Regions from separate parts of the Mus musculus genome. Here region 2 is linked to region 1. A link is a loop called in an ENCODE intact Hi-C map of the cell type or tissue named here. Cell type or tissue: gastrocnemius. All regions are shown on one strand. Each heading gives the region's core, and the rest is flanking DNA. Links, peaks and the distances in the headings are about the cores only. Region 1 has its middle 28 kb from the start of Gm36109. Region 2 overlaps Olfr1396 (olfactory receptor 1396).

Region 1 (8,339 bases), core at 85-8,084:
ATTGGTTTGACCACGCTCCAGTGACTATATCAACAACACAAATCAGACTTGGGGTTTTTTGTGGAGGGGTTGGGGGAGGAGTCACAAGGGTGGGGATCGGCAGACCTGGGAAGACTGGGAAACAAGGATGATGGGGATAGATTATGTGAAATTCCAAATAATCAATAAAAATTGTATGGTTAAAAAAAAATAGTGAATATTAGGCATTGCCTGACCCTAGTGGAAAACACCAGACAGACAGCAAGTATGATTATACCCATGGCAGATAAAACAAATCAGCTTTCTCACCAATACCCTGCAGGTCCCCTAACCTGTACATGAAAGGTGGGAGAAAGAAGACCCTGGCATTTGGGAGCTGCCCAGGTGTTCACAAGCACAGCCGTGAAGTTCTCTGTTGGACAAAAACCATCTCAGGGGCTGGTGAGATGGCTCAGTGGACAAGAGCATAGACTGCTCTTCTGAAGGTCCTGAGTTCAAATTCCTGAAACCACATGGTGGCTCACAACCATCCGTAATGAGATCTGATGCCCTCTTCTAGTGTGTCAGAAGACAGCTACAGTGTACTTATGTATAATAATAAATAAGTCTTTGAACCAGCGCGAACAGAGACTGAGCAAGACGAGTTGACCAGAGACAGCAGAGGTCCTAAAATTCAATTCCCAACAACCACATGAAGGCTCACAGCTCTCTGTACAACTACAATGTACTCACATACATAAAATAAATAAATCTTAAAAAAAAAAGTCTCAGAAAGACAACGTCAAACAACTAAAAGAGATGAAGCACACAGTTATGGTGGTGGCAGCCTGCAATCCCGGCACTTGGGAAGTGAAAGCAGGAAGATCAGGGGTTCAAAGTCCTCCACAACCACATGGAAAGCTTGAGGCCATTCTGAGCTTCAAGAGACCTCAGAGAGAGAGAAGACAGATGATAGATAGATAGATAGATAGATAGATAGATAGATAGATAGATAATTAAACAACAAATAAATAAGATGACGTTAGTCACATTATAATTTTGTCTAAGCAGACAACTGTAAGGTTATTGTGCTACCCATAAAGTGCCAAACATCTCTTTATTTTGACCAAAAGAGTGACTGTTGAGCCAGCAAGATGGCTCAGTGGGTTAAGGCACTTGCTGCCAAGCCCGATGACCTGAGTTCAATCCTTCGAACTCATGTGGTGGAAGGAAAGCACCAACTCCAAACAGCTGTCCTCTGCCTCTCTGTCTCTGCCTGTGGCTCTGTCTCTCTCCATCTCTGTCTCTCTCCACCATCTCTGCCTCTCTGTCTCTGTGTCTGTCTGTGTCTGTCTCTGTGTCTGTCTCTCTCTCTCTGTCTCTCTCTCTCTGTCTCTCTCTCTCTCTCTCTGTCTCTCTCTCTCTCTCTCACACACACACACACTCACACACACACATACATACACACACACATAAACACATGCCCACATACTTTTACACAAAATAAGGAAGTAAACATAACAAAAGTGACTGTTCACTTTTAGCCAATGATGCCTATTTTCTCAGTCTTGCCTTGGCTGGGAACGAGCAATAATCATCTGTAATACATTTTGTTTGCTAAAGACGCCACAAAAATCAATGTAGGTTCAGAGCCTCACCCTGCAGAGTCACACTGCAAAGAGCATGGGTTTTGGAGAGAGGTGAGGGAGGTACCATGGCAAGCAAGGCTTACGTGGTCAACATCAGCAGTCCCTACCCTTGAGCGCACCTCGGACTCTCAGGATTTATGAAGCTGATCTTCAAGGGGTTTAGACATTTTCTCAAATTAGCTCCAGAATCTGTTCTTCCTCGTGTACATTAAAGAACACTCTTGGATTCATGTGACTCTCTTTCCTTAAATTCTACTTTCTTTGACAGTAATATTGTCATCCCCTGCTTTCCAAAGTGAATTTTTTATGAGTCTTCTTAGGCCATAAGTGAAAGATGATCATTCATTCAAGTTTCTAATGGAAAAATATTTAAAACGCTTTATTTTAGTGCACAAGTATAGTTCACCCACCAATATTTCCTCTTTCGTTCAAATGAACCTACAACATTATAACCGACATATTCTAAATTATACATTTAAGGGATTCATAGTAGGCTAGTGTAAGAATACTGCCTGGGGCTGGGGTGAAGTTTAATTGATAGAGTTTGCCTGGCAAGCACAAAGCCCTGGGCGCAATCCTAGCACCACACAGACCAAGTGCAGTAACACACACCTAGAATTCTAGCACAGTGGGAAGAGGCAGGAAGGGCAGAAGTTCAAGGTCATCCTTGGCTACATAATGAGTTCAAAGCCAGCCTGGACTCCAGGAGACCCTATCTTAGAAGGGAAAAAAAAAGTGTAGATGTTCATAAAAATATAAATGACCAGCTGGGCGTGATGGCCCATGCCTTTAATCCCAGCACTTGGGAGGCAGAGGCAGGCGGATTTCTGAGTTCAAGGCCAGCCTGGTCTACAAAGTGAGTTCCAGGACAGCCAGGGCTATACAGAGAAACCCTGTCTCGAAAAACCAAATATATATATGGGCCAAGTTCAGAAGCTCACCCCAAAATTTGTTAATGTTGGCTGGAGAGGTGGCTCAGTAGTTAAGAGTGCTCACTGACTGCTCTTCCAGAGGTCATGAGTTCAAATCCCACCAACCACATGGTGGCTCACAACCATCTTTAATGAGATCTGATGCCCTCTTCTGGAGTGTCTGAAGACAACTACAGTGTGCTTATATATAATAAATAAACAAATCTTTAAAAAAAAAAACTGTTAATGTCACCTAGTGTCACCTTCTCCTGCTTTGAAATCTGTCTGGATACTCACTGAACTCCAAAAACATTTCCTGTTTTAAAACCACAAGTGTAAATGAAATCCCTTTTAATAAGCTAAAGTTGTTGTCCCAACCTTTCTGCTAATTAAGACAAAATGCATGGAAAATATCTAATTTTCCTTCATCATTTAGAGATAAACAGATCCGCTTTATTTTATAATGTCTGCAGGACATGTCACATGTCTTTCCACTTGGACTTAGCCAGACCACTATATGGATCGTTTAAGCCCAGTCCTCTCCAAAGGTCATGTGTATACCATACTACCTTTGTGGAGGAGTAACATGGTCCTGTTGTGTGGGAACTAAAAAGGGGGCCCTGGAAAAGAGAGGGAGGAAAAGGCCCACGCCCCGCCAGAGTTCCACTTTTGCTCTGGACAGGCAGGTGTGGTGGGAGGGCTGCCAGACTCTTTCCACTCAACCCCGGGTGGGCATCCAAGCCTCTGACCCACTCTTCAGGGGGTGGACAAGGGGCTGCCCAACCTGGGAGCCCCAGAGCTACTCTCTAAAGCCCCGGGGTTATGGGAGACATGGAAGAGAGATGAGAGGTTCCCACACCGGCAAGAGTGAGTGCAGTGGATCTAACTGGAGCACAGGAAGGCCTTCTAATGGGAGATTAGAAATGGCTCATTAGGAGAAAGCCTGTCCCATCCTCCAAGCTCAGTGGGCCTTGATGAGCAGAGACACTCTAAGGTTTTAGAGCTCTTTTATAGAAAGGCAGGGAAAAAGAGAGAAGGTAGAAAAGAGAGAGGGGGAAAGGCTAGAGAGAGAGAGTAAGAGTGAGAGGAGAGGAGAGGAGAGGAGAGGAGAGGAGAGGAGAGGAGAGGAGAGGAGAAGACAAAAAGAGAAGAGAGAGGAGTGAGAGAGGAAAGAAGACAAAGAGAGAGAAGAGAGGAGTGAGAGAAGTGAGAGAGCAAGGAGAGGCCAAACAGCCCCTTTTAAAGTATGCTGTCTTATTTTACTGTTGCTAGGTAACTGGAGAGGAGTTTAGCCTGAAGGTCAGAAGCTTGGGCCATTGCATACGTGACTTCTAGTCATGCTTCTCTTGTGGGGGCTGTGGGGGGTGGTACCTTGGGCAGGAGCCAGAGTTCCAGGAGCATGAGGGAATGCCCACTGTGTCATGTAGATGAATTATCACCATTCCGGGGTTCAGATCTCAGCTCAACTGGAGACCAGCCTGTCTGTGAATAGCCCAATGCCCCACACTGTTGTTCATACTATAAAAACAAGTCCCTTTAAGTGGATATAGCTCTTTATTGGGTCCTATATTCGTCTTTACTCTTTTACTCTCATTGTGTCTCTTGCTATTTTAAAGATGTTTGGTTTTTTGTTTTGTTTTTTTTTAATTATGGGGCAGTGCCCACGGAGGCCAGCAGAGGGCAGTGGATCCTCTTAGACCTAGAGTTGCAAGTGGTTAGGAGCCACCAGATGTGAGATTTAGAAACTAAATACTGGTCCTTTGCAAGAGCAGTATGTGCTCTTAACTACTGAGCCATCTCTCCAGCCCTCTTTGTACCTCTTTAAGGAAACAACTGTGCCCAGCCTCCTGTCCTTCCAAGTTTGTAGCACACAGCACAATCACCACTTTTTACGACTGATTTTCAGTCTTGCCTTTCCTGTCAATAACGGACTCCACTGGGCAGAGAGAGTTTTCACTCTATATTCCCAGCAGCAGGCATATAATGGGGGCCCAAAGAATTATATGAAGTTGAACAAAACAAAAGCTGCCTATCTTTTTTTAAATCACCTTCTATTAGAGATTAACATACGAGGTACAGTGTGGCATGTTGTACATTTATTTAATCCCAACAAGCTGGAGGCAGAAAAGTCTCAATGAGTTCCAGGCAGACCTTGTCTACATAGAAAGATCCAGAATAACCAGAGTTACATTGAGATCCTGTCTCAATAACAACAACAGCAACAGTTACATTTGAGGAGTGGGAAAGGAGTCATAACTGAGTGAGATCAGGAAGGGCTCTTTGGGTTGCTGTGAATATCCTTTTTATCTGGAAGGACTTTGGGGGCATGTTCACTAGATAATCATTACTGAGCTTTCTAACATGCTTCCTGTTGTATATTATAAACCAGCAGCCTGAGGGGTCAGGGAGGGAGGTCCTTGCTGGGCCCTACCAAGGTGTCACCCTGAACAGTCATATGTCAAGCCTAATATAAAAGGGAGTTTATTTGGATCCTGGGAAGGGGGTAGAGGGAGAGGAGGGAGGAGGGCAGAGAAGGACAGAAAGAGAGAGGCGAGAGGAAGAGATAAAGAGGGGAAGAGACCAGCCAGGGACACAGAGAGAGGAAGGAGAGGGAAAGGGAGAGGGAAAGGGGGAGGGAGGAGAGAAACGTCCATTTTATAAGCTCAATGGCTAGCTTGTACCTGTCTGTTTCTAGCAGTTAACTGCAGGTCACTGTTGGGCAGAGCCTAGAGGAAATGCTAACACTTCCTCAATGTGATCCACTTAGCAACAAGTTTAAGTCTATCATCACTCTGAAAATGAAAGAAGTATTTGAAGATTGTTTTAAAGAATAATAGGTTTTAGTTCCTGAGCATGTAAAGTTAAACTGAAAGTGGGATCCGCAACAGTCTCTTACATTAAAAAGTGCTCAAGCCAGGTACTTGGTGCGAATCTGTAACCCCGCCCTGGAGAGGTCATATAGCCTGGGCTACATGCTTAACAGGTATCAGTTCTTCAGCAAGCAAGAGTCTCTGTCTCTCTCTCTCTCTCTCACACACACACACACACACACACACACATACACACACACATACACACACACACATACACACACACATACACACACACATATACACACACATACACACACACATGCACACACACATACACACACACATACACACACACATATACACACACATACACACACACACACACACAGGAGCTCTTTCCTGTTCCTTGTCTGTTTACAGCTCCTGCTTGAAGCTGTGTTTTCATCACGTAACTCCCAGTTGAGGCACTCACCAGGGGAAGACAGACCTCCAAAGCTCAAGCCCATGGTGTCTGTGTCTGTGCTGACAACACGGAGTGCCTCTGGTCCACCATTTCTCCAACATGGAGACGGATCATTGGGGCATTTGTTAAAGTGGAAGTCTCCTGAGCCCCAATACTGGACGGCCTGACTAGGTCAGGGAATAGGGTAAATTTGAGTGAGAGTCGTCCTGTCCAGTCCAAGCTGACCTCAGACTCCTGAGCTGGCGTCACAGGCAGCCATGCAGCTCCAAGCCTAACTCTCCAAGTCATTCAGAAGACTGTACTCAGAGAACACTCTAGGCTCCGAACCTTGCTTTCTATAACAAAATTGGTAGGGAGACAGGCGCTGTCTCATACTTCTGGTAAAGAATATACAAGGGCTGGAATAAAGGCTGCCGTCCCCTTCTCCAGTGTTATTGCTGTGACTCCGTACTGTGTAGCTCAGGCCCCTGAAGAAATCTGGCCTGGGGGGCTGGTGAGGTGGCTCAGTGGGTAAGAGCACCTGACTGCTCTTCCGAAGGTCCAGAGTTCAAATCCCAGCAACCACATGGTGGCTCACAACCATCTGTAACAAGATCTAACTCCCTCTTCTGGAGTGTCTGAAGACAGCTACAGTGTACTTACATATAATAAATAAATAAATCTAAAAAAAAAAAAAAACAAACAAAACAAAGGCCTGATGGATTAAAGGGGTTGACCCCACCCCTTCTTTCTTTAAAAAAAAAAAAAAGAAAGAAAAGAAACCTGGCCTGAAGCTTGGCTCACTCCACAGAGCCTTAAGACCTTTTCACACATGAAATGGATTAGCTGGAGAGACCCCAAAGCCCATCTGTGCATTTGTTAAGAATGCAGACCCAGCCACTGTGGAAACCTAATTTAAATCACAGTGGTAATATTTACATGCTGTAATATTTACGTGACTCCGTGACAATTACTTGAAGCCTGCGTGCTTTACTTTCTCCTCATGTAAAGAGGTAAAACAACACATTTGCCTCATGGTGTGAAGAATTGCATGTTAATAAAACACTAGCACCGAGCTCAGTAAATAATGAGGTCCCAGTAAGCAGTGGCTATTAATCCATCTTAAAACATGGCACCACAACCGCATTCCTCACTCAGAAAGTTCTGCGCTGTGCTGTTCCACGTGATCACCTGGAAGTGCTCGCTTGAACAGCACATTTCTGGAACTAGCAAGACCTAGTGGATCCCAACAGCCGTGGGACCCAGAAGTTTACATTGACAAGCAAGGAACCCAGATCCTTCCTTTATATACAAAAGCGTGAGTTACATTTGACTAGGGCCATAGAGAGTGTTTTTATCAATGAAAACTCCGTATCACAGAAGGCCAGGCACAATTGAACGCTAATTTAATATAAATACGAAATAAGTGAGCGCCACCTACTGGTTCATTTTAGAATGCTCAGCTGGCGTTGGGAAGATTCTCAGTGGTTCACAGCTCTTCAGAGGACCTGAGTTTGTTAAATCCAGCTCCAGGGATCCAACACCTCTGACCTCTGAAGGCATCAGCACTCATAAGCACACACACACACACACACACACACACACACACACACACACACACCGACACATACACCACATACACACGTATATAATAAGAATGCAAGGCTGGACCTGTGAGATAGCTCAGTGGATCCCCGAGACCCATGTTGGTAAGAACTAACTACTGAAGGTTTCCCCGTGACCTCCATGTGTGCACCATTACACACTCTCTCACACACACACACTCACATACACACTCACACACGCCAGTCAATCAGCAGGACACAGCCTAAGGTTGATTCAAATCCTTTCTCCCTAATTGATTTTGCCTTGAAAATATAGATTGATCCTAAAGGTATCCAAATTGCAGAAAAAGCAGTCTCCTCTTGAGAGGAAATACAAGCATGCAATTTCTTTAACTAGGAGAGAACTTTGAAAATTAAAGCATTTCTGCAGTCTGAAGTTAATGTATCTAGTAATTCCTGTCATTTCAAGTCACTGCTGAAACAGTAAAGGAAGACATATCCTTCATCCAATCGCCCATGGCGATACTAAAAGGAAAAACAGAACCGCTAAATACCTTAAAACCTTACAGTGAAACACCACAGAGCTCCCTCCCTTCCGACACTGCTTCCCCTGGTCCCGGGGGAAAGGAAATTGGGACAGGTATTCTTGTCCTGGTGTTCTATTTGATTCTCGTCCCAACACTGCCACCTGCAGGAAAAGATTTGGAAAGCTGACTCTCCCACTCCAAAAATTACTCAAGACCCTGAACCCAACCAGCTGTTGCTATGTCGTTGTGGGGATTTTTTTTTTTTTTTTTTTTTTGGTTTTTTGTTTTGGTTTGTTTTGGTTTGGTTTTTTAACTTTTTTTGATTTATTGATTCTTTGTGAATTTCACACCGTGCGCCTCCACCCTTGAAACCTCCCTAACAGAAGGAAATAATTTTTAAAAATAAATAAATAATAAGCAAGACAAAGCATGGAAAACAGCTTATTGTGGAAGCTGTAGTGTGTCACACTGTGT
Region 2 (8,339 bases), core at 321-8,320, 340 kb after region 1:
TTTGGGTTGAAGATTTACTGCAACACAGTCCTGCTTTCTTTCTGGTCCCCTGTAATTCTCTCGTGTCCAGTCCCATTGGCCACCACATGTTCTCCCAACATTGAAAACAGACACCAGCTTCAAGGCCTTGACCTTCCAGTGTTACATCACACAGAGGTCTTTTCCCAGACATGTTCACGCCATCTCCAGTCCTCACTGAACACTCCCCTCACACCCTATTTAAAGGTGACTTTTTCTTCCACTCTGAAGCTCTTTTCTGCCTTGTGTGGCCTGGCAAGCAGTACCAGTGTATGGTATGCTCTGTCTACAAAATTTTGCTAACTTCTGGTCCTCACTAGAACTTATGTTTCCTGATGCTGCTTTTGAATACCATATTGATCCCAGGCTCTTAACGAAGTGACTGTTATGTTCTCAGCAGATATTCTTTGGCTGAATAATATTTATATTATCCAGAAAAACCTTGTGAAAATTTTTGTTTCGGCTCACATGTTTCAACTCTGTGTGCTGGGTGTTTAGGCGGTGGTTTTGTTTTGCTTCCTTTGGATGAGAGCATTAAGAAGCCGCTTCGTCCCCACACTGTTCTTTGGAGACAACATATTCTGTGTCCCATATCAGCACTTTGTTTGTTTGTTTGTTTGTTTGTTTGTTTTGAGACAGGGTTTCTCTGTGTAGCCCTGGCTGTCCTGGAACTCACTCTGTAGACCAGGCTGGCCTCGAACTCAGAAATCCACCTGCCTCTGCCTCCCAAGTGCTGGGATTAAAACCACCGCCCAGCACAGCACTTTTCTTGATCCCCACTTTCACTGCCTTCCTACTGCACACAATACTTCAACTCAGGGACCCACGGATGGTCTCACAGACAGAGAGAAAGAAGGTAAGGAAACATTAATAAGACATTAAGAAGGGCTGGAGAGGTGACTCAGTGGTTAAGAACACTGACTGCTCTTCCAGAGGTCCTGAGTTCAATTCTCGGCAACCACATGGTGGCTCACAACCATCTGTAATGGGATCTGATGCCCTCTTCTAGTGTGTCTGAAGACAATGACAGTGTACTCATATAAATAAATAAATAAATAAATAAATAAATAAGAAAAGAAAGAATGGGAAATGACTCACTTTCTCCTTTCCTCCAACACTCCAACAACAGTAGGACAGACAATAGGAGGAAAAGGATGTGCCAATTCACAAATAGAAACTGAAAAATGAACCATCAGCTTGGCATAGAAACTGTGAAGTTAGGATGGAATAACTGGGAAATGACTCTCAGTTATCTTTGGTTGGGTGTCCTGAAGAAAACCTACCTTTAGAGGGAGTTCTAGCATTAAAATAACCATTTTCCTCTTCCCCTACTTGCTCTTACTAGGTGAGAGGGCCAGGGAAGAACTGCTCCGTCTGACCCAAGCTCCCTCCTTGGTCTTCACTGACCCAGAGAGAGGGAATAGGGAACACAGCATCCATACTCATGAATGTCTGGGATTCATCCCATACCCTGTGGCCTATTTCTATCTGGTCAGGAGGTTTGCTTCATAGGTCTACACCCATTGTGGCTGCCATCCCTCATAGGGTATAGCGTACAGGACCAGAGTGCACATCCTTTGTGCCCGCCATCCTTCTCTAGTCTTGCTCCATTGTGTTCACCCCAAAAGTGTCCCAGACTTCACAATAAACTTTATGGTCAAAGTTTTAATTTTTTGACATGTTCCACACGTGTAAGCCTACCTTTTCACTGACCAATCCTGTCTGGGAAGACTAATGTTTTACCCTGTGACCTCTACTTCCCAAGAGCAGAGATTCCTCCAGGCTTATGGTAGGACAGGAATATGGGACAAGTGTGAATGTGATAGGTTAAACATCTGCTCTCATGGAATTGCCTGCTTAGTTTTAGTAAAGCACAACAAATATACAGTTTTTGACAGTGTGAAATGGTCACAACAAACCCCACTTTTTACAATGTATATATGCTAAGGAAAATAAAATAAGTGGCATAATACTTTTATAACTAATGTTAGTGTCCCTGATTGCAAACTTAGAAAATTATGAACAAATAATGGAGAGGGAAAAAATGCATCAGAGTACAGGAAAACTGAAGAATCAGGAACCATAGGAGTTGATATACTTGGTCTAGTTTACACACACTTAATGGGGGGAGGGGAGAGATGGCTCAGCAGGTAAGGGCACTGGTTGCTCTTCTGGAAAACTTGGGTTTAGTTGCCAGCATCCACATGGAAGCCTTTTATTCTTCTCTCTTACATTACCTTTCCTCCACAGTTTCCCCTCCCTCTGCTTATCCCAGTACCTCCCCCACCTCCCCTTTCCCCAAGATCAACTCCTCTTTTTCCCTTTAAAAAACAAACCAACAGAATAACAACAACAAAACCAGCCCCCCCCCCCGACCTCCCCAGGGATATCCATCAAATGTGGCCCAACAAGATGCAATAAGACTGGGCACAAACCCTGATATCATGGCTGCACATGGCAACCCAGTAGGAGGAAATAGGTCCCAACTGCAGGAGAAAGTCAGAGACTCTCACTCACTGTTGGAAGTCCCACAAGAACACCAAGCTACACGACCACAAGCTATATGCAGAGGACCTAGCTCAGACCCATACAGGGTCCGTGTTTGTCACTTTTATTTCTGCGAGTCCTTTAGAGCCTTGCTTAGTTGATTAGTAGGCTGAGTTCTCATAGTGTTCTTGACCTCTCTGGCATCTACAATCCTCCCTACCTGTCTTCTACAGTGTTGCAGGATATTTGATCACACTGTGAATCTTAGCACACACCTTTAATCCCTCTAGCTGGAATACAGACACACCTTTAATCCCAAAGTTTGTAGAAGGAAGCAGCCATGTTTGAAAGTCATGTCTTACTGAGTGGCAGAAAAAGTGATGAATCAGAGAAAGATTTGACAGAATAATATATGCCCAGCTCTCATGAGGAGAGAGAGAGGGGGGGGGAGAGAGAGAGAGAGAGAGAGAGTTTTACCAGGAGAGTTTTATAGAGACAGGTTGAAGAGAGAACAAGCTAGACCCAGGTAAAGACAGAACTGAAGAGCCCAGAGTAATTCCAGACATTGGTCTGCTGCCCCCATCTCAGTGCATGTCCCCAAGCACTGCATTCTTTTCAGCTGCAGTAAAACCACCTGGCCTGCCTTAGCCCCATAAACGTTGAGATAAGACTGTTGTCTTAGAATAGCCCTGAGCCTGTACAAACATCCTGCTACCCGCTACACCCTGGGCCTGAGAACTGACCCCTAATTTATAAATTCCTTCTTTATTATCCCCTGAACATCTATCTGCCTATGGGCTTATGCTTCCAAAGGAGACTGCCCCTGCCCTTCAAGGTTGTTTTTGTGAGCTCCCAAGCCTCACTGTGACCCTGTCCAGTTAGAAGTGTTTCCCAGATGTGAATAAAGTTGCCTTTGGTTTATTTCTGACTTTGGCGGTCCTTTCTTCGTTATTTGCGTGCCCCATGACCCCGACAAGAATGAGGAGCCAGAAGATTAGAACAGATTGCTAGAATTAGTTATAAGTCAAGCAGAACGATTTAGGAGAGTCAGAGAGTATGGGGGGGGGGGGGGGGAGGAAGTAGGGAAGAAGCACACTGAATTAGTCAGCAAGGACTGAAGTTTGAGTCAGAACAGCTGAGTTGAAATCAGCCAGCCAGAGATCAGAAAGAACAAGAAAGGGTGAGCTTATTCAGCAGCAAGTTTCAGAGGCTGAAAAACATTCTAGGCCTAGGTAAGATTGTATGGAAGCTAGAAGCTTTCCAGGACCAGGCTCAGGTTTTGCAGATGGAGGCAATAAGCCTCAGAGATGGCGAAACACGCCGGGGCCTAGCAAACACAGAAGTGGATGATGATCACAGTCAGCTATTGGATGGATCACACGGCCCCCAATGGAGGAGCTAGAGAAATTACCCAAGGAGCTAAAGGGAACTGCAACCCTATAGGTGGAACAACATTATGAACTAACCAGTACCCCCAGAGCTCTTGTCTCTAGCTGCATATGTATCAAAAGATGGCCTAGTCGGCCATCACTGCAAAGAGAGGCCCATTGGACTTGCAAACTTTCTATGCCCCAGTACAGGGGAACCCCAGGGCCAAAAAGGGGGAGTGGGTGGGTAGGGGATTGGGGAGGTGGGTATGGGGGACTTTTGGGATAGCATTGAAAATGTAAATGAGGAAAATACCTAAAAAAAAAAAAAATACTTTTACACTGAATGGTGTCCTGGCTCCACCTAGTGTTTGGCTGTGGGCTTTGCAGCTACTGCCATAAGTGCTTGATGCCTCTCTGATGACTGTTGGGCTAGGTACCAATCTATGAGTATAGCAGAATATGATTAGAAATCTTTTCATTGACCTCCCTCCCACACTCCAGTCATGTTTGGTTCTATCCTGGGCCTCTGGACTGTCCTGCCTCTAGCTCCTGGCCATCCAGGCAGTGTCAGACATAGGCTCCCTCTTGAGGCATGGACCAGTCATGGTTGGCCACTCTCACCACCATCACTGCATCAGCACGTCTTGCAGGCAGGACAGATTGTAGCCAACACCTTTCTTAAGAATAGGCCTACATGCAGGCAAAACACCCAAACACATAACAAGACGATAATATATTTTTCTATAATAAATAACCTAGACTCAGAATCTCCCTCATGACCAGGCATGTTGATTGCCTAGCACCTGTAGTGCAATCTCTCTCTCTCTCTCTCTCTCTCTCTCTCTCTCTCTCTCTCTCTGTGTGTGTGTGTGTGTGTGTGTGTGTTGTGATCTATTAAGGCTAAGCTAGACATTTCAAGAGAGCAGGGAGTGCATCTCTCCTGTTCCCTCTTCCTGTTGGTCTCCATTTTCTTTCCAAGTAACCTCCTCAACCCTGTTTTTAAAAAACCTTCATTTTTGCAGACAGAAACAAACCCATGATGTTCCCCTTTCTGAGTCTGTTTTATTTCAATAGCTTTTAATTTATAAGACACTTTGTCCAGTTAATTGAGTTGTGTGCCTGGACAAAAGGAAGTTTCTTGTGACCCCAAATTCCCCAAATGTCTGGGGGATAGTAGCTGATCAATAGATATCTGCCAATTGAAAACCTGATTTGGAATTAAGTTATCAGCTCATGGTAAATCTTTGTACAGCTTTTCCAGATCCTGGGTTTAAGACTCATGGTAGACCTTTGTGTAGCATATCCAGGTGCTGGGTGCTGCAAACATAATAACAGCAAACTGGCTTTTGTTCAGTGTCTTAGTTAGGGTTTCTATTCCTGCACAAACACCATGACCAAGAAACAAGTTGGGGAGGAAAGGGTTTATTCAGCTTACACTTCCACATTGCTGTTGATCACCAAAGGAGGTCAGGACTGGAAGCAGGTCAGGAAGCAGGAGCTGATGCAGAGGCCATGGAAGGATGCTATCTACTGGCTTACTTAGCTTGATTTCTTACAGAACCCAAGACTGCCAACCCAGGGATGGCATCACCCACAATGGGAGGCCACCCTAGATCAATAATTGAGAAAAATGCCTTACAGCTGGATCTCATGAAGGCATTTCCTCAAGGGAGGCTCTTTTCTCTGTGATAACTCCAGCTTGTGGCAATTTGACACACAAGACCAACCAGTACATCCAGGCAATGCAGTGGAAACATAGTATATGCCCTAAAAGATCAGAAAAAAGGAACACCCCCAAATCACTATGACTTAGGTGAAAGTTAGAAAAATATTTTTAATGCTTTTTTTTAAAAACTATTTATTTTTAAATTGAAACAAGTATTCAAAGCTGTGCTGAACTTCTAATCCTCCTGCCTCCACCTCTCAAGTGCTAGGATTATAGGCATGTACTACTCTACCCAGGCTATCAACTGGGCTATGTCCTCAGCCCAATCTTTTTCTTATACATGCTAGGTTGGCTTTGAACTTGCAGTGCAACTGAGGATGATACTAAGTTTTTGAGCATTCTGATTCCACTTCATGAGTTCCAGATTGATAGACATTTGTCACCAAACCCAGTTTAAAGCAGAACATCTTTCAAAATTTTGTTTTTATTTACTGAAAGAGTCTCAATAATCTGTAGAATCAAGCAACTCTTTTGCCCCAGAAGTATCTGGGACTACAAATCCTCACCTTCACGTACAGGTATCCAAAACTTGTTAGTGATAATTCTTGTTTTCTCGGGAGAGGGATGAATTAATTCTACATGTTTCGTGCTTATGGATGAAGGGTTCTGGTTGGTACATAATATGTATGGTTTGATGCTTGCAAAATACGAGGGAGATGTAATGTGCATGAGTTTAACCAGGAACACTTTCTGGAAGAAGAGAATCTGGTCAGATTAAAATTTTGACAAGGCAGATGTTTGGGGTAAGAAGAGAAGAGGAGCCAGAAAGATGTTTAGTACTATAAACACTAAAATCAGTTTGCTGGTTTGGCCTCCACCTAACAGGCATCAGCAAGAGATCATCAGCAAAGTTAAGTTATGCACGCCCACACAGTGGAAATTCTGGCAGCTACAAGGACACACAGCTTCTATTTTCACAAATCCTTGGAGATTTCTTTTGGCAATTAGGGTTCCCAGGGAAGGAAGTCCCCCTGTAAGGTTCTTTGAAATAAGCATGTTCACTACAAAATGCCTGTTTTGAGAATTTAACTCAGCTGGCTGTCTACTAGCCTGTCCCCATGGCAGCACTATGCTTTTGTCTGTCTCTCTGCCTTCTCTGTTTCTCTCCATCTCTCTCTCTCTCTCTTTCTGTCTGTCTGTATTTCTGTCTGTCTGTCTGTCTCCATCTGTGTTCTCTCTGTGTCTCTCTCTGTCTTTCTCTCTCTGTCTCTCTTTCTCTCTGTGTCTCTGTGTGTGTGTCTCTCTCTCTGTCTCTCTCTCTCTCTCGGATTGAATTCAGCATCCCCCAGACATTCTTCCATCTCACCCACCCCGCTTCTTAAGAATCATATTTATTAATGCTGTTGTTCTCCGTGAGCAGAACCTAAGACTGAGCAAGCACCTTCCTGGGGCAAAACTTCCAGAACTTAGTTTAAAACCCTCCCTCCCGCCACCCCAACCCCCCGACTGCTCTCTGCTTTCAAAGAGATCATTGGAATTTCAGGAAAAAATGATTTTATTACAAATGGGGACAAACAACTGATGCCTGGCTCAGCACAATGGATGTGAGTCCGATTTATAGTCAGAATGTAAACAACATTGAATAAAAGTTCAAATTTTGCTGAGGTCTTCAACTTCAAGAGGAAAACAGGTTAGTCTATACAGTCAAAAGTATGAGACAAGAGACCTGCAGTGTCTAGATGATTGGGGTTATCTTAAGCATTATGTTTAGATTCAGCCTCAAGCAAAGGAAAAATGACAAGAACAATTAAAAACAGAAGTGATAGACACTCACATTTTTGCTATAGGACTGTGTGCATCTACTATAGGACCATGTGCATCCATCATTATAGGACCGTGTGCATCCAGTACTCCCATGTTTACCCTATTTCTCTTGAGTAGTACAATGTTCCATTTTTATTCCTTGAAGCAACCTTAATAAGGTTTCGCAGTACAAAGACGAGAAATCTCTAAAAAGAATTCTAGAATCTTGCTTTCTGCCATCTGGAAGATTTTTCACTTTTGCCATTAATGGTGAGCTGTACAATATAAATAACAGAACAGTGGTAGCATTATAAACAAATAATGTGCAAGACCAGTATGTAAATTAGAGAAAAATGGTAATACAGGCCTCGGTGCCTGGAACTTAAGAGACTCTGTGAACATCAGTGAGAAGGGTTAAGTCTTCTGGTAAAGAAAACACTCCAGCTTTAAGTGATAAACGATAGCATCTCAATGCCCTGGTACTGCAGCGCTTGAGTTAACAGAGCTTTCCCTTCCTCTATAACGTACTTAGAAAGAAATCTGCAAAAGACTGAGGGGGGGGGGGGAGGAATCCATTTATCACAAGAAATACAGTTAGTACTGGTTTAGGGTTTATAAAGTTCTGTCCAAGATAGCAGGTGTCAAGCACCTCATTGTTTATGATTAAACTGTGTGATTAAACACAGATGGGAAATTATTTACTGGCTATAACACAGCTATGATAAGAGAGAGTCCAACTCCAGAGCTCAGGGCTGGCTGCCAACCCTGCATCGGTCCAGCCCTTTCTGCAGTGCTCCTATCACATCGCGATTCCTCAAGCTATAAATGAGGGGGTTGAGCATAGGAGTAAGGACTGTGTAGAAGATAGACACCATCTTGTCCTGGCTTGGGGTTCGGTATTGTCTTGGTCTCAGGTAGATGAACATGGCTGCTCCATAGAAGAAAGAGACAGCTGCCATGTGGGAGGAACAGGTGGCCAGAGCCTTTTTCTGGGA

The links. Hi-C counts contacts between places; a loop is a spot of excess contacts. Peaks named below come from ENCODE experiments on the same cell type or tissue, not always from the same donor. Only the 100,000 strongest peaks of a DNase experiment are listed, where the experiment ranks them.
Region 2: a loop joins it to region 1, with 5 times the contacts of the local background. A loop is called at or near these places in 22 of 42 quality-filtered maps.

Annotation. Positions count from the first base shown.
Region 1 is chr11:48,767,683-48,776,021 of GRCm38, forward strand. No RefSeq gene overlaps it. Among named protein-coding and RNA genes, the nearest start is that of Gm36109, 28 kb to the right of the region's middle. In gastrocnemius, for the core only: CTCF peaks have their summits at 4,197 (motif pointing right), 7,211 (motif pointing left) and 8,030 (motif pointing left); DNase peaks (open chromatin) are centred at 4,193, 7,224 and 8,007; H3K4me3 peaks cover 630 bases.
Region 2 is chr11:49,104,687-49,113,025 of GRCm38, forward strand. It overlaps Olfr1396 (olfactory receptor 1396), which reads right to left. Exons shown (of 1, transcript NM_146337.1): 1 at 8,091-8,339. The coding sequence ends at 8,091. Among named protein-coding and RNA genes, the nearest start is that of Olfr1396, 4.9 kb to the right of the region's middle. In gastrocnemius, for the core only: CTCF peaks have their summits at 1,303 and 4,251 (motif pointing left); DNase peaks (open chromatin) are centred at 4,271 and 8,140.